Regions from separate parts of the Homo sapiens genome. Here regions 2, 3 and 4 are each linked to region 1. A link is a loop called in an ENCODE intact Hi-C map of the cell type or tissue named here. Cell type or tissue: MCF 10A. All regions are shown on one strand. Region 1 overlaps WDFY2 (WD repeat and FYVE domain containing 2). Region 2 overlaps WDFY2 (WD repeat and FYVE domain containing 2). Region 3 overlaps INTS6 (integrator complex subunit 6). Region 4 overlaps WDFY2 (WD repeat and FYVE domain containing 2).

Evidence for each region. Peaks named below come from ENCODE experiments on the same cell type or tissue, not always from the same donor. Only the 100,000 strongest peaks of a DNase experiment are listed, where the experiment ranks them.
Region 2: a loop joins it to region 1, with 4 times the contacts of the local background. A loop is called at or near these places in 15 of 110 quality-filtered maps.
Region 3: it touches region 1 in a loop (5-fold over the local background); 22 of 110 quality-filtered maps call a loop at or near these places.
Region 4: a loop joins it to region 1, with 4 times the contacts of the local background. A loop is called at or near these places in 14 of 110 quality-filtered maps.

What each region holds. Positions count from the first base shown.
Region 1 is chr13:51,726,497-51,731,496 of GRCh38, forward strand. It overlaps WDFY2 (WD repeat and FYVE domain containing 2), which reads left to right. Exons shown (of 12, transcript NM_052950.4): 6 at 1,182-1,294. All of the region lies in intron 1 of LOC124903177 (a long non-coding RNA gene), which reads right to left. Among named protein-coding and RNA genes, the nearest start is that of DHRS12, 75 kb to the right of the region's middle. In MCF 10A, no CTCF peak of the experiment used is centred here; DNase peaks (open chromatin) are centred at 545, 2,695 and 3,525.
Region 2 is chr13:51,641,169-51,646,168 of GRCh38, forward strand. All of the region lies in intron 1 of WDFY2 (WD repeat and FYVE domain containing 2), which reads left to right. Among named protein-coding and RNA genes, the nearest start is that of WDFY2, 59 kb to the left of the region's middle. RefSeq lists an enhancer at 1,643-2,142. In MCF 10A, no CTCF peak of the experiment used is centred here; DNase peaks (open chromatin) are centred at 2,143, 2,943, 3,633 and 4,293.
Region 3 is chr13:51,432,337-51,437,336 of GRCh38, forward strand. All of the region lies in intron 3 of INTS6 (integrator complex subunit 6), which reads right to left. Among named protein-coding and RNA genes, the nearest start is that of INTS6, 18 kb to the right of the region's middle. In MCF 10A, CTCF peaks have their summits at 2,862 and 3,062; no DNase peak of the experiment used is centred here.
Region 4 is chr13:51,623,780-51,628,779 of GRCh38, forward strand. All of the region lies in intron 1 of WDFY2 (WD repeat and FYVE domain containing 2), which reads left to right. Among named protein-coding and RNA genes, the nearest start is that of WDFY2, 42 kb to the left of the region's middle. RefSeq lists enhancers at 2,701-3,208, 3,209-3,715, 3,897-4,516, 4,517-5,000. In MCF 10A, no CTCF peak of the experiment used is centred here; a DNase peak (open chromatin) is centred at 1,982.

The DNA.
Region 1 (5,000 bases):
GCTTGTTAGAGACTCCATGCCTAGGGCTTTTACTGGTCACGTAGGCAGATCTACCTGGGACATTCCAAAATTCCAGATTCCCAGAAGGAAAGCAGGTATTCAGTGTAAGCCACATTATTTGAACAGTTAAGGCACAGTGAGCCACTCTTATCAGTTAATGGTGGGAACCTTCCCAAAATCCAAATTCCCAGACACTATGCCAACTTCGTAAGCCGACTTTCAGAGGATCACAGTCAGAGCTGCTGTGTTAACTCTTTTTTCACAGCACCATTTTGATTTCTTCTTGAACTATCTATTAATAGTTCCATTCAAATTTTGCCCATTTTTCTATTAGGTTTGGGATCCTTTTCTTCTTGATTGCTCTTTTTATATTAGAGATTTGGGCCCTTTGTGACATAAATTGCAAATATTTTTTTCCAGTTTATCTTTTGGCTTTGCTCATAATATTTGTTGTGTTTTTGAGTCATAGCTTTTCCCACTCCAAGGTTACAAAGAAACTTTCCTATCTAAAGCTTATGTTTTCATTTTCTACATTTAGATCCCTAATTCATTTGGAATCTGTCCCAGTATACATTGTGAAATACAGATTCTATTTTCTTTTTCCAAATGGCTATCCAGTTTGTGCCAACATCATTTTTTTAAATTCATCTTTTCCTTATTCATTTGAAAAGCTACCTTCATCAGACATTTACTAAATTTCATTGTGCTTTTGGGTTTATTTCTCGACTTTGTATTCTGTTCTGTTAGTCTATTTATGCACCAATACTACACTTTTAATTAAAGAAACTTTATAACATTTTTTAATATCTGGTAGGGCTAACCTCCCTATCACATACCATATTGTTCTTATTTTCAGAGTATTCTTGGCTCTTTTTGCTTATTTATTTTTCCATATGAACACTTCTGGCTATAGAAAACAACATGTGTTGATATTTTTTAAATATATAGATTTATTTTATTAATTTAGGAGCAAGAAGTGACATCTTTAAGTTTTAAGTCTTACTGTCCAATAATACAGTATGTCCTTCATTTAGTTAAGTTCACTTTTGTGTCTTTCAGCACTGTCTTCACATTTTCCTCAGATGGGATTTGCGTATTTCTTGTTACATTTATGCCCTGTTTTTTCATTGTAAATTCCCTCATTTAATTTTGAGAAACAATCCTTAATGCTTTCATGACAGATTTGATGTTGAAACCCGGCATGTGTTTATCGGTGACCACTCAGGCCAAGTAACAATCCTCAAACTGGAGCAAGAAAACTGCACCCTGGTCACAACATTCAGAGGACACACAGGTAGGATTAACAGTAAAATCGTCATGTGCTGATAGCACAGTGAGATATCGCCTGCTGCATCTCCTGATGTTCAGATATGTTTTGAAAGTGGCAAAGTACAATCCATGCTTGTGCAAAGATACACATGATATGCTTAACTCATTTCAAAATGGTTCAGTAAGATATAACATCAAACGTTTTTCTGTATAATCCAAACAAAAGAGAAACCAATCTATTTTGAAAATGTTGATAATTTGGTTCTCTGTCATACTGCACCAGAGAAAGCCAGTGTTGGCATACATTAATGAGGCATTGTTTGAGACCATGTGGCCTCGGACGGCTCAAACCCCAGAAGGCCAAAAAGACAGCTGCCTCGGTCTGACCTTGCCCTTCCTGGAGTTAGAAGATGGTGTACAAGAAAGATTCCCACTTCCAAGTCACATGAAAAGACAGATATACTCTTCATGAGTAGCTAGACTTTGTGAAAAAGGTCAAGTTCCTCTCCAACTTTCCTTCCTTCATATCCTTTTCAGGTTAAAACCTAAGGTCCCCTTTATGTTTTTGCTTTGCTCAGGGTCACTTAAGCAAGGTAATATAAAATATTCATGCTTAGCCTTTGAAAGACTTGATAGATGATAATGATTAATTTTTTACTAGTAGTTTTAACGTGTACTATTGACTCTAGAACTTATCGACCCTAGAAAATGAGTCATCGCCAGTTTTCATGGTTCTTAAAGGGCTTTTCCGTTTTCTACCAGCTACAAACCCATGATTTTGTGTAAAACAGGAGAATACTGAGTTTAGATGTCATATAAGAAAAAAAGTAGGGGAAAGAGGATGTAAAATTGGATAGTACCTGGTTCATAAGGGGCTTCCTAAAGGGAAAAAATGGAATGCTAGAATAAGAAACATATAGTAAGGAAAAAATTGAATCCAAGGAAGAAGATTCATAAAAGATCATCTTAATTATTTATGCCTTTGGGAGGAAGAACACATGGAAATATCCCCTATGGATAGGACCCTGGTCTTCCCTGACTGAATTTCTTTTTTAGCCGCTTACACCCTCACCTACACTTTGGCCAAGACTGGGCCTGGGGTTCTGGGGGGGACCCAGAACTGTCCCACCTCAGAAGTCTTAAACTTCTGTGCGTCACTGCAGACTTCAGCCTCCTCATCCTCCAATTCCCTACACCTTTCTTCATTCCACTTACTGTTTCCCCTTGTGGCGCATTCTAGCCCGCGGTCCTTCCATTTTCCCAGCGTCTCTTCCCCTGCATCACCTTTCCTCCCAGTGGTGCATCGCTTCACCCACGGCTTCTCAGCGTTCTCAGTTCTGTGAATGTAAATGTTCTGCCTTCTTGGCAAGCCTGTCTGATTCAGACTAACTCTCCACCTTTTCTTCTTGTGCAGCCAGCTGCTGGGTCTACAGTAGTCACGCTGCCTTGAGGCTTAGACCATCATTACCATTGCACACTCACGATTTCCTGTGCAGACTCATGAAGTTGCCTAATAATCCCTCTCCCTGTCCTCAGTTCACTCCTTCTCCCAGGCCCCTAAACAGAGACCTTCACCATCCTTCCCAAGCCCCCATCGCCATCTCATTCCTTGCCTCTTCCTTCAAAAGCTATCAAATAGAAGCTTTAAAAAAAAAAAAAAAACCACATATTTCTTGCCCACTGTATATCCCCCTCACCCCAACAAACAAACTTTTTCTCTCCCCACTTCTCCTCTTCTCAGTGCAGGAGAGCTGCCTTCCTCCAGCCCATTCTTCTCTTCTCAGTGCAGGAGAGCAGTCTTCCTCCAGCCCATTCTTCTCTTCTCAGTGCAGGAGAGCTGCTTTCCTCTGGCCCCAGTCTATTTGCAGGGTCTCCACGCCAAAATGGATTGCCTTGATCTCTCTTTTGACTAACTCATTCTTCTCAATTTATTAATATGCTTATGTTTTTTGCCTCTGGTAGAAAAACAAAGCAACACCCTCTCAATCCCATGTCTTATAGCAAGTTCCTTCTTATTCTCTTAATAGCAATGCTTCTTTTTAAAAAATTGTGGTAAAATGTATAAAACATAAAGTTTACCATTTTAACCATTTTTAAATGTGCTGTTCAATGACATTAACTACATTCACACTGTTGTGCAGTCATCACCATCCATCACAGAACCTTTTCCATCTTGTGAAACTGAAACTCTGTTCCCTTGGACATTAACTCCCCATCCTCCCCCTCGGCCCCCCAGTCCCTGGAAACTGTTACTCTGCTTTCTGTTTCTATGAATTTGACTAGTCTAGGTGACTCATAGGAGTGGAATCATGCAGTATTTGTCCTTTTGTGACTGGCTTATTTCACTCAGCATAATGCCCTCAAGGTTCATCCAAGTTGTAGCAAACAATCGTGTTTCTTAAAAGAATATAATTTTCCCAGCTGCTTCATATTTTTCACTTCCAATTTGCCTTCCAGCTCCCTGCAATCTGGTTTGTCGTTATTACGCCACTGAAACTGCTGTCCCCGAGGTGACCAGTGGCCTGCTGGGACACGTTGTAAACCTTGTCGTACTTAACTTTTCAGCAGCATTTTACATTGTGGCCATTCCTTCTGGCTGTAACGGCCTTCCTTTGGCTTTTCTTCTATGACGCTGCTGGCTTTCTCAGGCTCCACTGTGGTCTGCGGTTTCCCAGGATCTTCCCTGGATCCCCTTCTCTTTACGCTCTGTGCTGTCCCTTGTCATCTCAGCCATTCCTCCCAGTCCCAGAGTAAAATTGTCATTGTCCTCAAATTCTTCACAACCCAGTGAGAGAGACAAAAGCTAAAGCACAGTTCTAGTGCATCGTGGCAAGGGCTGGTGGGGAGCAAGCACCTTGCGCTTCTGGGAACACAGAAGGGCAGCCCACTCCAAGGAAGTGGAGGCAGTTAGTGACGGCCTCCTCAGGAGTCTGCCTGACCTCAGCTCTTTGGGGATGTGTAAGTATTGAGTTCATGGAAAACAACTGAGAAGAGTATCTCAGGCAGAGAAAACCAGCGTGTTCAAGGCAAGGAGATGTGTGAGAGCATGGCTCTCTAGAGAACTGCCAGTCACTCTTTTTTGGCAGGAACACTGGGTATGAGGGAAGGAGAGGGGAGGTCAAGGTGGAGGGGCAGCCAGAAAGCAAGAGTCACTTCCCATCACTGAGACCATGCTGGGCATATCCAGTGGTCACTGAGAGACCATTAAAGAGTTTGAAGCAAAGAAGGTAACCTGATTGGATTTTAAAAGGTTGTCTGGCAGTAGAGAGTGGAATTGGAAAGCTAGTAGGGAACTGTCCCTTGAGATGGGACTGTGACAGTGGGAAAACAAGGAATGGATGGATTCAAGGTAGGATTCAGAGGTGCATTCCGCAGGCCTGGTGATGGACCTGATGGTTCCCAGGTTTGCTTTAGGCAGAGGTGGCTTTCAGCCTGACTTCTTGACTCTAAAGTAATCAGGCACTCACCCACTCACTGTATGGTGGCTGATAGGAGCTCTGTGAGTTTTGTATTGTTGCCTCCAGGTCAGAAAAGAGACAGTAGCACCTTCTAAGCACTCTTGTCAGCCACATATGGTTCAAAGGTCCCGTGTTTTGCAGGCTTGTTCTGATACGAAATATGACCTTGGCATTGTGTCTTATCTTTCTTAAAGAGTTTAAAGCATTTTCACTTTATTTTTATCAAGAAATATATTTGAGAAAAACAGGAAATGGCCTAGGAAGGTCACTAAC
Region 2 (5,000 bases), 85 kb before region 1:
TTCAAATGATTCTCCTGCCCTAGCCTCCCGAGTAGCTGGGATTATAGGCGCCTGCTGCGCCCGGCTAATTCTTTGTATTTTTAGTAGAGACGGAATTTCCACCATCTTGGCCAGGCTCGTCTTGAACTCCTGACTTCGTGATCACCCACCTTGGCCTCCCAGAATGCTGGGATTACAGGCGTGAGCCACCGCAGCCAGCCTGTTCATGGAGCATTTCTAGTCACCACTGAAATATAAGAGGTGGTATTGAAAAATGTGTTTGGCATGTTTTTTATGAGAGCATAGCAAAGAAAAGTGGTTATAATCTAATGATGCATGATTGAATTCCTCTTTTCTCTGAAGAGGTCTGCATGCATTCCTATAGAATATTTTGTCGGGCCGGGCGCGGTGGCTCACGCCTGTAATCCCAGCACTTTGGGAGGCCGAGGCGGGCGGATCACGAGGTCAGGAGATCGAGACCATCCCGGCTAAAACGGTGAAACCCCGTCTCTACTAAAAATACAAAAAATTAGCCGGGCGTAGTGGCGGGCGCCTGTAGTCCCAGCTACTTGGGAGGCTGAGGCAGGAGAATGACGTGAACCCGGGAGGCGGAGCTTGCAGTGAGCCGAGATCCCGCCACTGCACTCCAGCCTGGGCGACAGAGCGAGACTCCGTCTCAAAAAAAAAAAAAAAAAAAAAAAAAAAAATATTTTGTCTAATGTTCCAGGATATCAGGAAAATGGGAGTGTAGTTGAGTTACAGTTATCGTAATAATCTTATTTAATCTGGAAAAGGAAATACATTTTGATCTGATCTTGAGCTAATTTCCTTGTCATTAGTTGTCTTCATTTTAGGATTGGCATTTTTCAAAATTTATCTAAGAGTCTGAGATATTATCTCTCAATTATTGACCCTTTCCCCCATTTTCTTATTAGTCTTTCCAGTTATCTATATCTTAGACCTTTTCATTCTAATCTTTTTTACCTTGTTTTTCATGTTCAGCCTTTCACATTTTCCATATCTTTGTCTCTGTGAATACCGTATTCTATTAAGAGATTGCTTTTCATTTATCTTACAATTTATATATTCTTTCTTCACTTGTAGCTAATTTGATTTATTTGACCCTTGAGATTTTTATTTTATTTTATTTTGTTTTTTGAGACAGAGTCTTGCTCTGTTGCCCAGGCTGGAGTGCAGTGGCACAATCTCGGCTCACTGCAACCTCCACCTCCCAGGCTCAAGTAATCCTCCCACCCCAGCCTCCACAGTAGCTGGGACTACAGGTGTGCTCCACCACTCCTGGCTAATTTTATTATTTTTTTTGTATTTTTGTAGAGATGGGATTTCACCATGTTGCCCAAGCTGATCTGGAACTCTTGAGCTCAAGTGATCCACCGTGGCCTCCCAATGTGCTGTAATTAGAAACTTGAGCCACCGTGCCCAGCCAGAGGTTTTTATTTTAATGATAACATTCTCAACCAGAATAACTTTTATAAACCTGCTTCGTGACCAGCCTGTGGGCATCTGTCTTTTTTTTTTTTTTTTTTTTTTTGAGACGGAGTCTCACTCTGTCGCCAGGCTGAAGTGCAGTGGTGCAATCTCACCTCACTGCAACCTCCACCTCCCAGGTTCAAGTGATTCTCCTGCCTCAGCCTACCGAGTAGCTGGGACTACAAGTGCACACCACCATACCCAGCTAATTTTTGTATTTTTAGAGATGGGGTTTCACCATGTTGGCCAGGATGGTCTCGATCTCTTGACCTCGTGATCCGCTCACCTTGGCCTCCCAAAGTGCTGGGATTACAGGCGTGAGGCACTGCGCCCAGCCATGTGGCCATGTGTCTTTAATTGCTGCACCTTTGGCAACTCTATGAAGACTACAGTTGTGGAGAGAGAGAATCATTCTGCTATTTTCCTTTTTTTTAAATTGTAAAATATATATAACATAAAGTGTATCATTTTAACTATTTGTAAGTGTTCAATTCATTGTCATTAGGTATAGTCACAGTCTTGTGCAACCATCACCACTGTCCATTTCCAGAATTTTTTCATCATCCCAAGCGGAAATTCTGTATCCATTACACAATCACTCCTTGTTCCCCTTCCCCCAGGATCTGCTGCATTTTTAAGATGACTATCCTGGAAGACAACAGTTAATCCATCTCAGATTCAGAACAGTAGCAGCCAGGGGCATCCTCTGAATCACTGCTCTTTCCATTTACTGTTTCATTGTTTCTACTGAGCATTTTTCACATGCCTGCCACTGTAACTGGCTGGAGGAATATGGTGGTGAGTAGGATGACACAGACCATGCCCTCCCACTGTGTATAGAGCCAAGAACAATATTTAAATCTATATTATTCCTCTAATGATATCATCCCGATTTCTCCTACAGGGTGGTATTGATGAACACTCTCATATTGTTGAATTGCTTAGGCTGCCAGTTCAAGGGTGGTACTCATGTTTCTCTTGCCTGTGAGGGACTCTGGCTGTGTTGCAGATGGCATGGCTGATGCTAATAACTAGGGCCCTGTCCAGCCTCCATGATCTTCTGGTGCATTGCTGTTCCTGCTACTTCCTTGTGGGTTCTTCCTCACCACTGCTTGGACAATATTCGTTTTTCTCTTTAATTTCCCTTTCTTTTTTCTTTTTTTCCCTGTATTTATATGACCTTTTAAAAGCACTTCCTGTATGCTAAATACTGTATGTGATAAAAATGAAAGTATTGTAGGTACTCTAAAAAAACAAAAATGTTTGAATCTTTATTCAAATAAGGAATTATTGATTATTCAGGGAATTTCTTGTGTCATAGGAAGAAGGACTTGCTAACTAACATTGATTAATGTGATGTGTCCTAACATAGGCCTGTGCAAGGTACAGTGGGATTCTGGAGCTTAGTTTTGCCTGAGGAATTGCCAAGGCTTCATAGGGAAAGTGGATATGTGTGTATCTCTGGGGAGAGACAGAGGGAGTCAGGGAAGTATAAAACCCACAACTATGCAAGGACAGGAAGCAGTGCTTAAGCATTAGTCAGTAAGAGTTAAATTACTAAAAAAACAAAAGCCAAGTCTGCAATACAAGGGCACTATCTGCAGACACAAAATAGTGCTATTTGTAAGAAAACTACTCCGAATTAAGACCTTGTGGCTCATCTTTTCCTTCCCCCTCTCGAGGGTCTTACTACTGACTGCTTAAGACAACCATTTCCAGGTATATTGTTTGTAATTCTCACCTGGTATATGGGTCCAATTAACCTCATGTTGAGACTTCATTTTATAGATTTTAAAAACACTGAAAATGTTGTCACTTGACTGTAATTTTAAAAATTCTAAATTGTGAAGGCTTTCACAGCCTTTGGATTAAGAGAAATGACCCAACTGATAAAAACTCCAAGGGGAGATGGCTGGAATAAATAATACACCTTGCTGATGCAAATAACTGCAAATAACTGGAATGGCGGTGAGTGTTTTGAAAGCAAGAGTGCCATTAAAAGCCCAAGGTGTTGAAATATAAAATAGCCATACCTCTTCTCTAGCCACTGATTGCTGAGTTGCTACAGCTGTGAGGAAAAAAAAAGTCCAGGTGTATGATTCAGCAAAGTTATTTGGGTCTGTTGTACCAAGGTCATTAATGTGAGAACTGAGCTCCTTGGCAAGAGGGGACCAGAGGCTGGACAATACTGGACAACACCCAGCTTGAGTCTCTGAGTCTTGAAACCGCTGGCCACCTCAATTCACTTGCAGTTTCCACACAGTAGCATCTGTCTATCATGGAGAAACCCTGGAAACAAAAGATACACAGTGCATTGTAGAAGATTGGGTTTAGGTTATTTACTATATGTGGTTGGAATGCATTTGCTGGGAACCTCTCAGTTTGTTTTTATTACAAGTAATTAAAGAAATCTGATAATCATAGAGAAATCAACTTTTAAAAAATCAGCTATGTTTTCTAAGAATCTCTGCAACATTTTCTGCGTTTGAAGCTTTTTTTTTTCTTTTTTTTCTCTTTAAACAAATGACTATGAAAACTACATCCTGTTGCTCAAAGTTTTTCTATTAGTTTGCAGATCGCTAGGGGCTGCCTTCCTTCTGTTTGTATTGCTGTTGCAGGGTGTGATCTGTAGAAAAGTATTCCCTGGAAATTCAGGGCCTTCAAAACCCAGTGGGCTTCACTTCTCCCAGCCCCTACCCCAAGTTACTTCAGTTGTGGCAAAAATAACAATTGTCCCCTGGGAAATGAAGCTCATTGCTATGGTAACTAATGAAGGTTGCATCATTCTAGGGCACATTTTTAAAAGCCTGATTTCAACATGGGTAGACGCCCCGTCTTATTTTATTCAGTAGCTTAGCAACCTGTGGTATACTGTTTGTTGCCACCCCCAGCCTTCCCTTTTCTCTCAGAAAAATGACCTATATAGATAGTGTTTTATTGTAGGCACGTTTCCACTGTGAATATAGTTCAGCTCTTAGGTGTGCTTATGATGACCTTATTTTCTGGACCAAAATTCAGGACATATTTTGTGTCTGTAAAGTAAAGAAGGATTATTCTTCTGCCTCTCTGCTGGCTTGTGCTAAGGTCTTTGCAGATGTTTTTCTCTTGACCACCCCTTAACTCTTGGTGTTTGTCTTTGTTGTTGGCCTTCTTTTCTTATTCTCTGGTAACTACTCCTTATATGCTGATGTCTCCCAAATCTTAATTTTCAGCCCAGGTCTTACCCCTGAACTTCATGTAGACAGTTTTCTCTGCAACAGCCCTAACTGGATTTTCCCTGCACTCAGGGTGTTCAAGATGAACTCAACATTGCCTTCCACAAAAATCACTTACTGATGAATGACACCACCATTCATATGACACCCTACATCCAGCCAGCCCCCAAGTCCTGATGCTTCTACTTCCTGACTGCTCTAAAATCTGTCCTCTCTCTTCTAGGCCTTCATCCTTTTTTACTTGGTTTGCTGCCTACATCCTCCAAACTGGTTACTTCAGGGTAACCCCGCCTTTTCCAGGCTGCCCCCAAACAA
Region 3 (5,000 bases), 290 kb before region 1:
TTTAAATATGAATTTAAATACACACCATCTTACACAATGTGAATATATCTAACACTGCAGAAGTATACACTTAAAAATGGTTAAGACAGTAAATTTTGTTGTGTTTACCACAATTTATTAAAAAAAAAAAAACACCATCTTGTATTGCTTGCTATTTTTTCATGTGTTTGAACATGTTGAAGGCAAAGAATATGTCATATTTCTTTCCACACCACTAAGCAGGTACTGGGCACAAAACACTTCAACTTATTCATTGACTCACTGAATATAGCTTAATACAAATCAGCCTGGGTTCACAGAACCATTTAGAATTACTCAAACTTCAAAAAGATTCAAAAAATGTATGTTACCTTTACCTCAATATAAATGTGTACTCCCCAAATTCAACGCATAACAACTCATGAATTTGCTGGGCTACTAGAGTATAAAAAGGAGCACTATCTCCCTCTTGTGTCTTTCAGCCATCCACTATCTACTCATTCGTGTTGGCCATTCAAAGATTTGAGTGGTTACTATTAAGTGTATGATATATAATCTCTACTCTCATACATAATAAACATATGTACACATAACAATAAATCTCTCTCTTGGTCTCTACCAGTATTTTAGCTCAAAAATTGCCTAAGGGAGATAAAGAAAACCAAGAGGTCCTAATAGCTTCGAAACTATATTATCTTGCTTCCACCCTTAAGCTAAACTACTTTTGTTGACTTGGTGCCTTTCAAAAAAAAATCAGCAAAGCTCTAAAAGCCACCACAGCATGGACCAAATATTTGTAGTAGGGTCTTCTATATCACTTCTACATTTTAACATAAAACAAAATCAGGCTGGGAGTGGTGGCTCATGCCTGTAATCCCAGCACTCTGGGAGGCCAAGGTACGCGGATCACTTGATGTCAGGACTGCGAGACCAGTCTAGGAAACACTGTGAAAAACCTCGTCTCCATGAAAAAATACAAAAATTAGCCAAGTGTGGTGGCACATGCCTGTAGTGCCCAGCTACTCGGGAGGCCGAAGCAGGAGAATCCCTTGAACCCAGAAGGTGGAGGTTGCAGTGAGTCAAGATCGTGCCACTGCACTCCAGCCTGGGCGACAGAGTGAGACTCCGTCTCAAAAAAAGAAATCAGATTTTCTGACCAAAAGTCTGACACCCATTCACTTTTATTCCTGTATAAGCACACTTAGAATTATCTTTCAGAGGCAAGAGATTAATCATACTTCTAATTAAAGAAAAATAATCTACCATGTAGCAGACTCATATAGATGATGACATCCACCCGAAAGGTAATACTTTTTAAAGGCCCATGTCTACAAAATTAAGTTAAAATATATTAAAACTTAACAGAAAGTCTGAGTTATTAAATTTAATTAAGCTAAATTCAAACACTAAAACCAAAGTTACTTTTTCTTAGACAACAAAACAAAGCTTTTAGTTGAAACTTGACTAGTCTTACACAAAATACTCTCCACAGAGGATACCCTTAAACGGGCCTGAAATTACTATAATAACAATAACATTACTGCTATCGTCTTGATAATAACAATAAAGCACTTATCTCATTTGACCCTAAAAAAACTTAGTGAGGTAAAATATTCAGGGAGATTAAATGATATAACTCAAGGTGGCCTAGATGGTGGCAAAGCCAGAACCTTATTAAGCTATTCTAATTCTAAAATCCACATGGTCTTTCTGTACCACCTGGAGGTCCTATTGGCAGCTGCTAAATTCTCTTGGACATAATTCCATACTAACCTGGATTGTGCCATATTTACCCAACAAGGAATGGCATTATAATCAGATTGTTTTGTTTTTAATATATCCTTTCTGCAATAAAATTAACTATAGTAAAACTATTCCTTTACTTGGTAGATTCCTGTGATTCTGTAATTACTTAGCCATTAATTTCTTGATGTATAAAATCAGTGTATCTTCCCCCAACACACACTGAAACAAAACACAATATATACTAATGTTTACTTTTAAAAACAATATAACTTCAACTTTCAGAGAGTATATACACAAACACAAGATAAAATAATAAGTTCTTTAGTGACTTTAAATTTTGGAAAAGTCAGATAAAGATCAAACATAGAAAAGAAAAAAGAAAAATATTATTATCATCCTCATTGTACCAATTATCCCGCCATGCCTAAGATTCTTTCCCCTCTAAGATTAAAGAGCTTAGTCAAGAATCACACTAAGAAAAGCAATAATCAGTTACTACAAAAATTAGAATAATGATTAAGTTAATGTAATTTATACACACAAGGTTGTTTTATTATTTCTTCAGGAAAAATGTGCCCCCATCTCTATTATATAAATGTTTGACATTAACAAATTTATTTAAGCATGAATTTCTACATCACTAGCAGAAAGTGAACATGTAGCTCCAAGAAAGTTTTCTTATATACTGTTTTGCACTGTTTTGTTGCTGCATAATGTCATCTTTCTCTGTCAACATTGTTTACCCAGCAAATTAAAAAAGTTTTAGTTGTCTGCCAGTATTGTTTTTTGTCATGTTTTACAAAAAAATAAAGTTTTAACACCTCCAAAGTCTAAATGAGAGTTACAACTTAATTACTGCAATATAATGTTATTCACTATCTGGTGTCAAGCCTACGCAATTTAATAATTCCCAAATCCTTATATTTAAGAGCAATTATTTTACATTGTTATTCCTAAGTAAGTATGTTTATAAAGTCACTCAGTTGGGAGACAATCCTTTAGAAGTTCTGTCAATATTCACCTTGGCCATAAAGTTATAAGTAGCCTTTATCATAATTATAATGATATATTTAAAACAAAAAAAAAATCTAAGCTCTGCTACAACAAAGACAGCCAGTAGAGGGACTAAAAGTTTACTTTTGCTATTAGCAGAATAAATTCACGTTTTACTCTCAGAGCAGTGGTTCCTGTCATAAAGAAATCCAAACATATCACTAGAAAATATAATGCAAAATATAATGTTCTAGCTCTAGAGCTACTTACTAACAGGAGTCAATCTGTCATTAAAAATTTTTCATTTTAATTTTGGTCAAAAACCTCAAGTAAGAGTTCTGCCACAAGATAATATAAAGCAAAACCTTTTACTTCACTTAAAATTTCCTATTATAGTTCTCTCAACAACCAATTACCATGGTGTTAAATTACTCAGTTAAAGCATAAAATCTCAATAATAAGAAAATTTAAAGAATTAATGTAAACAGATATTATCTATTATAACCTATGTTATTTTTGAAAGAAAATGCTTTTGCAATGTTACAACAAATTTTGAAAAAAAATTTTGAAAATACTAAGAAAAGGTAATTTCCTCCAAATATAAACTAACCTGATCTCAGGAAAACAATTATTTTCACTTACCTAAGAAACTGAAAATGTAGTGGAGGAGGGGCATAGGAATGCTACCTTACCCTTAAACGGGTCATAAAATCTTCTGATGTGCTAATCATGTTTGTCAAGTCAATAATTCATTGTCATTAATACTGTTAATTTTTTTAAAGGTGGAGGAGGTTCATTAAATTATAGGGATAAATACACAAACTGGGTAATAACATATTACAAACAAAACAGAATTACTTAAGTCAATAAAGGCCTAACATGCTTATATTTAAATCAATATTCCAAGGCCAGAATTACAAATTTCACATTTGTTTTAGATTTCAGTAAGATTATTATTTTTATTGTTAAAATCTCAGGTAGTGTAGTATAAATGAGTCTTTTGATGTCAAACTCTAAAATATTCATCTTAAGACATTAACCCTTGTAAAACCTTTGACCACATAAAAAAGATCTCTGAAGGATACGTTAGAAACTGATTAGCCATGGTTGCCTCCATAGAAAGGAAGTAAACAATTGGGTAACTTTTTATAATACTTCAACTTTTTTTTAACCATGTGCATTTATTATATGTTCAAAACAAATACTCTTCAAAATTAAAAATGTGTTTGGTATTCTAAAATAAAATCTGCTAGAATATAAAAATCTGGTAACAGAATACATTAAGGTCTACAGCTACAGAAAACATGTTAGAATTCCACAGTATAAGAAATATATTTTTAGTTTCAAGTAACTCCGTTACACGACTGTGTTCCGATACAATTCCTTTATTCAACCACGTAATTCCTTATGTTAAAAATACAACAGCATTAAAAACAGATGGAATACTATGACTTAAGCAAAAGTAGGGGGGAGTTCCATATATCTGTTTTAATGTAACGACTAAGGAACTCCATCCTGGAATTTGATTTAATAATAGACTGAAGAGTAATAATGTAAGAAATCGTAAGTCACCATAAGAACTGCAGAATCACTAAAGTTTGACTTTGTAAAAAAAAATAATAATAACATTAGGGAAATTCAATAATTGATAAGACTAAGTATAACTACAAAAGACGATAATATAAACTCAATATATCTGAAATATTAATAATTTGGCAGAATTTGAGTTTTATACTTGAACTGGAATCTAAAGTTTGAATGAAATTAACAAACTGGTCTGGGGAATGCCTAAAAAGTAGTGCCAGGCAAATAGTGTTTATGCTGTCATATAAGGAGTAATTAAGCTATCAGAAATATAACTTTACTTAATAAATAGTAATATTCTAAGAATCTAATACATACATTAGATGGACTGGGGCCAGGCACGGTGGCTCACACTTGTAATCCTAGCACTTTGGGAGACCGAGGTGGGAGGACTGCCTGAGGCTAAGATTTCAGGATAAACTGGGTAATAATAACTTGGGAAAATTTTATTCTAGTGAAGCATGTAATAAAAAACATGTTAGAAATATGTTTTTTAAAAATAAACGTATAAATAAAAACCAAGATGTAAACATATTTTCAAAGATAGGTGAATGGAGTTATACAGCAATAATGGTAAAATTTAATTTGACCTAAAAGAAATCTGTCTAGTCTCTCAAGATTAATCACCTCCTTGAGTAGACTGCTACAAAATCTACAGATGCTACCTTTGTAAAAGTCTGGTTAAATCCCATCTTGAA
Region 4 (5,000 bases), 100 kb before region 1:
TTCCTGTCCTTCTAATTTTGTGGTCATTTCTTTTCTTCCACAACAGGCAGTTTTTACAGAGTTTTTTTTTTTTTTAAAGGAATAGGCACTTTTTTTAACCTATAGAAGTTATTTCTTCTGTGTCTCCACACCATCCCTGCCCTGCACACCAAGCTTTTAAAACAAAGAGGCAGAATAAAGAAACATAACTAGCCGTGTTCCCAGTTTTGCTCAGCATTCCTTTAAAGAGCTGTCTTGGAAGTGATTGACCCCTATTTTAAGATAATAAAGGATGACGAATTAGAGAAAGGACCAGGTTGGGAGAAACCTGTATACGGTGAAATTGATTCATTTAATCAGAGGCTACTCAAGGCATACACTTTTTCTTGGGGCAGTTTGGACAGATTACTGCTGGATTCTGATAGAGTCTGAACTTGCTGAAAGCGGGAGTTCAGATTTGATTCAATGTATTCTAACCCTATGTCTCAGGTCTTAACTGATTATTTATAGTTAAATAATCAGTTTATTTAACTGCCCCCAAGAACTGTGGTGCTAGCTATTGCTCCTGCACTTTTTCCACCCCTGATTTGCTTTTTCCTGTTCCATTCATTGCTGGAAGTGGCAAGAGTCTTGTGTGTTGAGTTCTTGATATGACTGTATTATCAGACCACTTTCACTCTGCTAATTTTACTTTAATTCACCATGTGTTCAACAACTGTTAGTTGAGCCCCTGACTCTGCACCAGGCACTATTCTAGGCATGGGCTAATATTAGTAAACAAACAAAGATCCCTGCCACCATGGAGCTTATGTTCTTGGGGGGAAAATACGTAATAAGCAATGATCATGATTGATAAGCCTATGTTAGAAAGTGATAAGCACTGTGGACACAAATACAGATCGGGGTAAAGGACTGAGAATGTAGGTATGAGTTGGGGAGGAGGTGAAGTTTTTCCTTTTAAAAAAGGAATGGCTAGAGCACTTCTCACAGAGGCAACATCTGAGCAAAGATCTGAAGGAGGTTGGGGGGTTTGCTCTGGGGCTATTTGGACATGACTCTTCTTGGCTGAGGGAACAGCCAGTGCAAAGGCAGGAACGTCCCTGGTTTTCAGCAGGCCAGTGTGTCTGGGAGGAAGTGAGAGAAAGGAGAGTATTAGGAGGCAAGATTAGGGGGATGTCACAAGACAAAAAGTGTTGTAGGCCACGGTGAAGATTTAGTCTTTTGCTCTAGTAAAATGGGGAGCCACTGCAGAGTTTTGAGCAGATCAAGATTGGGATTTCACTCATTTTGGTAGTATCAACTGACTGTTGTGTGACAGCTAACTAGGTGCAGGGTGGGGTGGGTGAGGCCAGAGGCTGGAGGACCAGTTAGGAGGACATTGCAGTAGGAGACGTAAAAGTGGCTGTGACCAAGGTGATGTGATGGTGGCCAGGGTGGTAAGAGGTGGTAAGGTCTGGATATACTTTAATAGTTATTTCATAATTCAGACTTGGCTTGGTATTTCTGGTTAAGTACATCTGATTGGACAACACTTAAGCCAGAGACATTTCTAGTATCTGCATGGTTTCCTCCTCACTTAAGAGTGCATGTGCCCAGCATTTGTGTGTGTAAATGTTTGCACTGTAACGCTCCTGTTCATCAGTTTTAGTTTGTTCTGTTTTAAGGTGGGAAGGAATGTAGCTATCCTTTAGCCTTAACTAGTAATAAAAGAGAAAAGGTAAATCTGTTCATCTTAAAAGTAATATATCCTTTAAAAAACAAATTGATATTTTGCTTTGTTTCCTCCCATCCCAAGGCAACCATCACTAAAATTCGGTACCCATTCTTAATAAGAGTCCATTAAAAATCCTCCTCAATTCAGAGGGTTTCAGAAATTCGATACAAAGGTGGCAGTCATGTATAGAATAAGTATCTCTGAACTTGAAAGCTAAGCAAAAATATTACTGAGGCCAACTGAAATCCTATGGAATTCAGCCAAGATTTAACCAGTCCAGAGCACTGCCAACACTGGCTGAGGGCGGAATGCTGACGGGGCAAGGATGAGGCGCAGCCAGGACTTCGAAAAGGAAGCTGATATCAATGGAGGGAATTTTTCATCTGATGCAGCATTTCATATACTTAACACTCCAGTGAGTTCCTCCTGTTAGATTGTTTTAATGTTGTCATGCATTGTTTATATATTTATAAATAAGCCCAGGTAACAATTTTTCATGCACCCTCTGGTCATAGTTGGGTGGCCCGGAGCACCCTGGCAGCCAAGCATGGCCTGCTGGCTGGTACACCAGTGGCCTGACAGCACAGATCTGAAGGAGGACAGATGCAGAAGGGGAAAGAATGTTTCACATTTCACTTGAAATCCTGAACTCTTAAATAAATGAGGAAATGAGGGAATGAGGCCCAAGCTTGTCTTTAGAACATACATTCTTCAACAATAAGACCTGGATCTCTTTCCATTTTCTATAAATACTTGAGGCAGCATTTGTACAATAGAAAGAAGATAGGGTTTGGAGTGAGACTGGGCTGGTTGAAATTCAAGTATCTCTTTCTGCTCTCTGTGAGGCCTGAACAACTTAACCTCCTAAGCCTCCATTCCCTTCTCTGTAAAAGAAGTTTTTAAAATATCTGCTTACCAGAGGTGTTCTAAGGATTATACCAACATACACAAAAATATAGGAACATACACAAAATACAGGAAGCACCTTCCATAGCACAAGGCTCAGTAATAGCTCCTTTCTCTTTCTCCACCAGTGAGGTTCACTCCATAAATTTTGATGGATGATTAACAGGTATTTATAGTTTGTTCAATTTTGTATATCAAATATAATTAACAAGTTGTGTGATTAGTGTGGCAGGGGCTAAAAAAAATGAAACACATCTAATATAAATTTTTATTTTAGCATGCTTTTGTTTACTATTTGGTGTTTATAAATTCCTCTCTTCAGTGTTTCATATCACATTACTAGAGACAACCACAATAATAAAAAGAGGCAGAGATTAATTTCCATTCCTTGTAGAAGTCACGGGATCCTTGGGGTGTTGCTTTGCCAGCCAGGAACCTCTGTGGCCAGTGGTGCCTTCTGCCTGAGTAATGCTCATGCCTGCTGGGCTCATTCCACCCATTCAGCCCAGCAGGCTGTGCTTGGCTTGTGCTGCCAGCCCAGATCCCATACCTACCAAGGGCAAGCCAGGTGCAGAGTGGCAATGGGGGTGTGAGCCAGCCAGCATGGGATCTGGCCACTGCACACAGCCAGGCATGCTGGCTGCTGTGAAGGGCGGGCAGCTTCAGATGTTGGCATGGGTGCCGGCTCCATGCCAGCCTGTGGCTGGACCAGGTATACTGCATGCAGCTTCTGCTGCAGGCACCTGTGTCCAGATGAGGGGAACATGGTGGCACCTGGAAGCTTGGAGACACCAGGAACTGCAGAGCCCCAAAGAGAGTGTCACAGCCCTAGCTTGGGGAGCTCCTTGCTCTGGGATCCCAGAAAGGCTGCAGGTCTTCTCTCCTTGTCACTGTCAGTGTGGTGAGCGGGAAGGGGCAGGGAGGGGGACATGTTTCAGCCCTGTTTGTTTTGCAGCTTTTTCAGGACCTCCATTTGACGGGTCCGTAGTCCTTTTGTTTTCTTTTTTTTAATGGAGTCTTGCTCTTGTCACCCAGGCTGGAGTGCAGTGGCATGATCTTGGCTCACTGCAATCTCCGCCTCCTGGGTTCAAGTGATTCTTCTGCCTTAGCCTCCCAAGTAGCTGGGATTATGGACACCTGCCACCACACCTGGCTAATTTTTTTTTTTGTTGTTATTGTATTTTTAGTAGAGATGTGGTTTCACCATGTTGGCCAGGCTGGTCTTGAACTCCTGACGTCAGGTGGTCCGCCCGCTTTGGCCTCCCAAAGTGCTGGGATTACAGGTGTGAGCCACCATGCCCAGCTGGGTCCGTAGTTCTAATCCCATGTCCAGGAAGAATGAGGCATGCAGGCAAGTGGAGGGTGAGCAAGGCAAAGAGGTGCTTTATGCAACAGAACAGCTCAGAGGAGCCTGCAGTAGGTGGCTCCTCTCCATTGGTGGGTCATCCCATTGTCTGCTTAGCTCTCAGCAGAGAGGAGACCCACAGTGGGTAGCTCCTCTCCACAGGCAGGTGGTCCAGTCATCTGCCGGAGTCTGCCTGAGTCCAGGGGGTTTTTATGGGCTTCAGAGGGGAGGAAGTGCATGCTGATTGGTTCGTGGGCAGCCATGGGCAGGCTCAGAAAAAGCACCATAAGTTCTCGTTTTGGGCCCCAGACTCTAGCTGGAACTGGCAGACCTCAGGCCATCCCTGTCTTGAAGGTGGGGTTTCACTGGGGACCCACCCCTTTCTGCCCAGGAACCTGTCTGCGTCCTGGCATCAACATGCCATCCACGGCACCCAGGCTGTTCGTGCTGAGAGGCACCTGCAGTCCTGCGCTGAGCCGCCCCTCAGGCCCCACTGGGCTCCCTCCCTGAGCTCCTCAGTGCCCAAAGTTTCAGAGGGGGCCGAGGTGGTGTTGGGGGATGCTGGTGTGCAGTGCTGCCCCATGTGCATGCACACCCGACCATGTCACGGCAGTGCCTGGGCTTTGCTTCAACTTTGTTCTGAAATCAGAGCGGACGCCAGGAGGTGGGAGAGGCCAGGGCGTGGGAGCAGGTCTTTTTGAGCCTGTGGGGACAGGAGGGCTTCCCAGGCCCCTGAGAGTCCAGGGATGCTCGTGTCTGGAGCTTCAGCTGGATGGCTGCAGCTACACCCAGGAGCACCGGTTTCCCATCCCACCAACTCGGTAGGGGGCAGGGTTTCCGCCTGTTCCTTGCTCCCACTGGCCTCACAGAGCGAGTATCCCTAGCGGCACCCCCCCTGCTGCAGCCGGCCTCTTCCGAGTGGTCCCTCCAGATGGCCACGGCTGCCATCGGAAGAAGAGAGGCAGGATGAGCTAATAGAGCCCTTGATGCATCACAGATGCCAGTTAGTTGCTTTACTCTGCAAGTCATGTTTAACTGAATGGAATTTTCTAACAG